2 separate regions of the Homo sapiens genome follow, and region 1 is linked to region 2. A link is a loop called in an ENCODE intact Hi-C map of the cell type or tissue named here. Cell type or tissue: GM12878. All regions are shown on one strand. Links, peaks and the distances in the headings refer to the core of each region. The heading gives the core; the rest is flanking DNA. Region 1 has its middle 43 kb from the start of RASSF10. Region 2 holds the start of LOC124902635 (a long non-coding RNA gene).

Evidence for each region. Hi-C counts contacts between places; a loop is a spot of excess contacts. Peaks named below come from ENCODE experiments on the same cell type or tissue, not always from the same donor. Only the 100,000 strongest peaks of a DNase experiment are listed, where the experiment ranks them.
Region 1: a loop joins it to region 2, with 1.9 times the contacts of the local background. A loop is called at or near these places in 2 of 110 quality-filtered maps.

What each region holds. Positions count from the first base shown.
Region 1 is chr11:13,050,910-13,053,818 of GRCh38, reverse strand. No RefSeq gene overlaps it. Among named protein-coding and RNA genes, the nearest start is that of RASSF10, 43 kb to the right of the region's middle. In GM12878, for the core only: no CTCF peak of the experiment used is centred there; no DNase peak of the experiment used is centred there.
Region 2 is chr11:13,113,560-13,116,468 of GRCh38, reverse strand. LOC124902635 (a long non-coding RNA gene) reads right to left here and starts at 1,394. Exons shown (of 2, transcript XR_007062599.1): 1 at 949-1,394; 2 at 370-630. In GM12878, for the core only: a CTCF peak has its summit at 1,381; no DNase peak of the experiment used is centred there.

The sequences.
Region 1 (2,909 bases), core at 233-2,732, 63 kb after region 2:
TCAGCTAGTCTGCCCATGGTGGGCACCAGGCAACTTCCATGGAGAGGGGATATGCCCACTCACGTCCCCTCCTGGTCAATACTTATAGGCATGTCAGCAAAAAGACTTGTTTAAAAATAAAGAGTCCACAATATATGATGACCCATACACATGTTTCAAACTGTGAAGCATAAATATACTTATTGTAGGGAAAAAATAGTACACAATGAAAACAACCACATGGGCCTGGGGTTCACTACCTGCCCCTTTCCACTAGGACAAGACAAAAGGCCTTTGACATTCTCTTCCCTGAATCTGTTCTGCAATCTCTTCTTCAGTTATCCTTGTGATTCATCCATGGATCTCCTGCATGCTGTGCTGGGTCACGTGCCACCAGGATCCTTCACAGGGCACATCCTGTCATTGTATCAGGTCTGAAGCAGTAATAGTCAGTGAGCTCTCTCGGTCCTTCCTCCTGCAAAGTCTTCATCTTCCTAACTCTGACCTTTACTGTTCTTGTTTCTAATTGCACAACAAATGTAATGTGTAGGCTGTATTTCTCCTCCAGTGAAAATCCACTTGGTCCAGTGCCTGCTGCTAGTAAACCTAGCTAGTAAGGTTAGAAAACCTCTGCTCTTCATCATGCTGAAAGAGATGGCCTTTATAGCCCTCTTTAACTGCTGATGGGAATAGGACAACTTCTAGGCTGGCTGCCTTGGCTCCCCCATCCCCGTTATTCATAAGGTTTTACTCTAAATCGTTCCTGCACCCCACTGTTAAGTGTCCTGCCAGATGCATCAAGGGGATTTACAATCACCCATTTGTGCACTCCATGGACTTTCCTGCTTAGTTCTGTAATTCCCTCTGCTTACGTAGATGAAACCCATTGTTACACTTGTGCGCTTACCCATGTGCTTAGTGCTAGCAATTCTGAGCACTCGATATTGTCATGAGAAAATACTACAAGATTGCAACCCAGCTCTCTGCACAGGCAGGCCTATCCTCCCCGCAGTAGCATATGAGCTCCATGAAAGCTACAATCTAGAATGCTACATCCCAGTGTCTTGAACTGTGCCTGACATGTAGTAGGCACCCAATAGACATGGGTGGAACAGATGATTGAGTTGATGAGCAGAAAAAAACAAGAGGCATGTTGCATCTTCTGTGCACAAAATCCCACCAGCAAAGGAACCTATGTACAAGCTTCTTTTTTTGTTAAAGGCCTCCCCTTACACCTCGCCAACCCCACACCCTTTTTCAATACACAATCTCCTGGAAAAAAAAAAATCCCTGTGTGATCTTTAAATATTACCCTTGTGCTGGCACCTTCTTTGCCAAAGGCAGGAAAAACTCGTCTATCAAGTTTCCCTTCATTTGAGCAGAGGCAACTATCTACAGCTTTGGAACTATGGCTCTCTCACCAGCAGCTGAGCACTTTGATCTTCATGCCATTCCCCGAAATAAAGAGGCAGAAGCCAAACCGTAGCCTGGTCTCAGCTCTCCTAGCCTCAAGCTGCATGAGGCAGAACCATCCAAAGGGCCAGGCATCCATGGACATCTGGCAGAGAGGGCGCAACCCCCTCTGGGCTCCAGCAGCTCTCAGCGGTGCTCCTTTGAGGTTCTTTGTCCCCAGGGAGTCTAGTATGTGTGGCCAAGAGTTTCACTGGCTCTTTGACTGTAGCAAGCATCTTAACTTAGTTAAACCTCAGTTTTCTTATCTATAAAATTAGAATAACAATAGTATCTGCCTCACAGGATCATTATGAGAAATAAATAAGACAGTATACACAAAGTGCTTGGCACAAAGTAAGAGCTCAATAAATGATAGCTATTATTATTCCTGCTTGGTATGATTTGTTCATGCACTTTTGTTGTAAACAAATAAACAAATGCAACCTGCAATCTGAAATAAATAGAAAAAGCTCACCTATCATTATTAATTCATTCAACAAAGACTGTGTCAGGCCCCAGATGAGACAGGCAAGGTTTTCAAAGTTTTGGTGTTGAGTCTTTAAGTCGTCTGGGTCTTCACTTAAGTTGATCCCTGGAATCATAAGTACTCTCTGTTTGCGTTTCTCTCTCTCAGTGCCCACAACTCAGCTGAATGTAATGTTTCAGGACACTTTCCTGAACTGGACACATCTTAGGCTGGATCCTTTGGAAGGCAAATTCTGACATTAGCGTTTAGGAAATTTGTAAGAGAGTTCTCTAGGGATTAATACCTGTGGAAGAGAGAAGAAGAAAGCAGACTGGTCAGAGGGAGAGTCCAACAAAGCAATGCAGTCCCAGCAAAGGCCTCAGAAACTCCACAGACATGTCCCAAATTGGAGAGAGTGGGCTGGACCTTTATACCTCCAAGTTGAATGACTCACTGGATGTAGGCTGCCTCTGGAAGGTGTGACCCTGGATGAGACAGTTTTCTTCAGCCAAAACAATCCCCAGCCCAGAGACGGCTGTCAGCTGAGGGTGATCTTCTGGGAGTACTCCCTGCGGCTGGGAGAATGATTCCCTCATTTCCTAAAGGGGACTTGGGTAGTGCAACATAACATGTACCCTGTACTCCCTCTAAAGATATGTTGAGCCCCATCTGCTTGACTTCTGTGCCTAGCCCTCAACTGATACATTAACATGAGTGGGAAAAGAAGAGAGAAATTTATCAGGCCCCATGAAAGGAATTTATCATGTTCCTGAACATTCAATCTCATTAACAATCTCTTATCCAGATTGGGAGATTCTCCTCTTCAGTTTCACAGCTCAAAGTCCTTTCTTCATTGCTAAGCATTTCTGGCATCAAGACTAGAAGTCAACAAACATAGGGGGATTTGCAGTACACAAGGTGAATCAAAAAATGTGAACTAGGAATCACGAAATAATTTGGGTGAGGGAGTATTAAGCTTATAACCAGATTGGTCTGGGCCCAGTTTAAGACA
Region 2 (2,909 bases), core at 200-2,699:
TTTTAAGCAGGGAAATGGCATCTCAGATTCGCACATTGAAAGATAATTCTGGCTGCAACTCAAAGAACAGACAAGCAGGAGATATTACTGGAGGCAGGGACAGCAGTTAGGAAAGACTGATGAGAAGGGATGGTGGTCTGCTCCATAGGGGTACAGCGGGAATGAAGATAAATGGGTACTGGCAGTGGTATCCTGCAGGTAAAATGGATGGGTTTGGTGGCTTATTGGTTATGGCTGCAGGTGAAGGATAGAGGTGGCAATGGAGGGGAAGACTGGGTGGAAGCTCTCAGGCTCCTTTCTTGAACAATGTTTAATGGGAGTGTGTTAGTTTCCAAGGGCTGTCATAACAAAGTACACCACACTCGTGGCTTAGAACAACAGTCATTTATTGTTTCACAGTTCTGGAGGCCAGAAGTTTAAAATCAAGGTGTCAGCAGAGTCATGCACCTTCTGAAGGCACTAAGGAAGGATCTGTTTCAGGCCTCTCTCTTAGCTTTCAATTCAACCCACAAAATGGGGAAAGGTACTGTTATTCCCTAAGACCCCCACAGAGGAAAGCTCATGCAGTAGAACAGGTTTGCCGATAGAGAGATGAATCCTTGAGCTTGGGGCATGTTGAGCTTGGCGAGCCTGTGGAAACCCATGAGAAGATATATAGAAAAGTATTTGATACATTGGGTTGGTGTTTTGGAAAAGGAGGGTATGGAATGGGCTGGGAATATAAACTTGAGAGTCTTTGGCTTATAGGGTGGATAAGACAGTGAACATTTGGGAATGGCCAGACCTCCTGAGGGGAAAGGGAGCAATTCATCTCTGCAGCCCCAGAACCTAGCCCAGGCCCTGCCGTTGCTGTAAAGGTTCAGTGAAAAACTGCCTGATGGAATGAAAGGATTTCTTCAACTTTTCATTAGTTTGAGATAAGAAGGCTTTGCATGGGTGATTGCTTACCCTCCTCTGGCTCTGTGACCTGAAGGGAGTGTACTTTGTGGCAATGAGAAACAAGCATCCTTAGGTTTCACTTTACAGTCTCCTTCAGTGTAATTTAGAAAATTTGCCCAGAGCTTCTCACTCAGCATCTAGGGAAAGCCACCAGGTTGTGCCCATCTCTTGACTTATAAGAACATGAACAGAAGAAAGACATATGCGTCTTGCTTTAGTTTGCAGCAACACTTCCTTTTTTACTTACAAATCTTCACCTTTGCCGTCTGCCCAGCCTTTTCAAAAAACTGTAATAAAGTTTCCAAATAAAGCCTTTTCTGTACCACCTGCTTTCCCCCCACAGCCCAAGACTGATGGTCATTTGATCTTGGGAGTATCTGGAGCGTGTTGTTCTCCCACCTGGCTGTGCTGGAGCAGAAGCTGCTGGGGGACAGTGGGTGGAGCTGTGGAGCAGTGTCATCATCTGCTGGGCAGTTGATCCAGGTTCCTTTGTGCCTGTTGCCTGGTGACACCCAGAGGCCCCTCTCTCAGAGCCACACTCTGGCTTGCTATTGGTCCGGTGGTGGCATTTGTTGACAATAGACACTTCCCTGGCTCCAGGTTCTGAAAGAGGCCTGGGAGCTTTGGTTTCAAGCTACAGTGCTCATTTAAATGCATTTCTTTAACTCTTTGTGTCCCCTTCCAGGAAAGTTCAGCGAGAGTGTGCACCCTGACCCTCTGGCAAGGTTCTCCCCTTCACCCTAGAGTGCAGCTGGACTCAGATGGTTTCTTCTCTGCTATGCTGCTGTGGCAGGACAGTTTTCTTCTCACCTCTTCCTGGGTTTTTTTGTGGCTGCTTAAACAAACAGGCTTTGTCGGCAAGACAAGTCATCCAAGTTGAGCTAGGAAGTAGTTGATATTAGCAAGAGAAAGGTTTGTTTTTAGGATGTCATATTCTGAAGACTATGAAAGACCAGAGCCTCTTCTTAGAGGTCCCAGGAACTGTAGATACAATCTATGCCTTCCTGAAACAGAGCTGGGGCCAGGCACAATAGAGGGGGAGCAGAAGACTGAGGTGACTCTGGGGGAGGTGATGAGGGTGGGAAAGAAAACAGAGAAGGGCTTCTGAATGTCCCCAAGGTGGGCCCTGTTTGATCAGTGAGTGGATTTATGGCCCAAAGGGGTGGCATCATTTAAGGAGCTCAGTCCCCCACTTGGTGAGTGCCTGGCATCTGGGATCCTCAGGCAGCTCCCCAGACACTCCCCATCTGCTTCTTCCTCCCTACCTTCTGGGTACCCTTTAGAGAATGCGTCAGCTGAGGGTTAGAGTATGGATAAGTTGGGTCGAGGCAGCTGCAGTGTGGACCAGAAGCTGCCCAATTCTGGCTGGTTCCTCGAAGAACCCACTCAGATCTTTTTTTTTTTTTTTTTTTTTTTGAGACGGAGTCTCGCTCTGTCGCCCAGGCTGGAGTGCAGTGGCGGGATCTCGGCTCACTGCAAGCTCCGCCTCCCGGGTTCACGCCATTCTCCTGCCTCAGCCTCCCAAGTAGCTGGGACTACAGGCGCCCGCCACTACGCCCGGCTAATTTTTTGTATTTTTAGTAGAGATGGGGTTTCACCGTTTTAGCCGGGATGGTCTCGATCTCCTGACCTCGTGATCCGCCCGCCTCGGCCTCCCAAAGTGCTGGGATTACAGGCGTGAGCCACCGCGCCCGGACCCCACTCAGATCTTTTAAACCTGGTACTGCTTGTAGGAATATACAGGCCCAGACTCCCGGCAAACTGCCCTGCCTATACTCCACACCTCGTACCCTCTCTCTCCTCCCACCTAGAACAAAACCACTTTTAGGCAGGGAAGGCAGAGGCTCTTGCAAAGACCAAGCAAGGGATGAGGGAAACCTGATGAACGCTTCCCTTCCCTTCTGTTGAGCCTTGCAGCCAACTGCCCAAGCTCTAGCCTACACTCCGACAGGAGGCCCCAAGGGGACCTC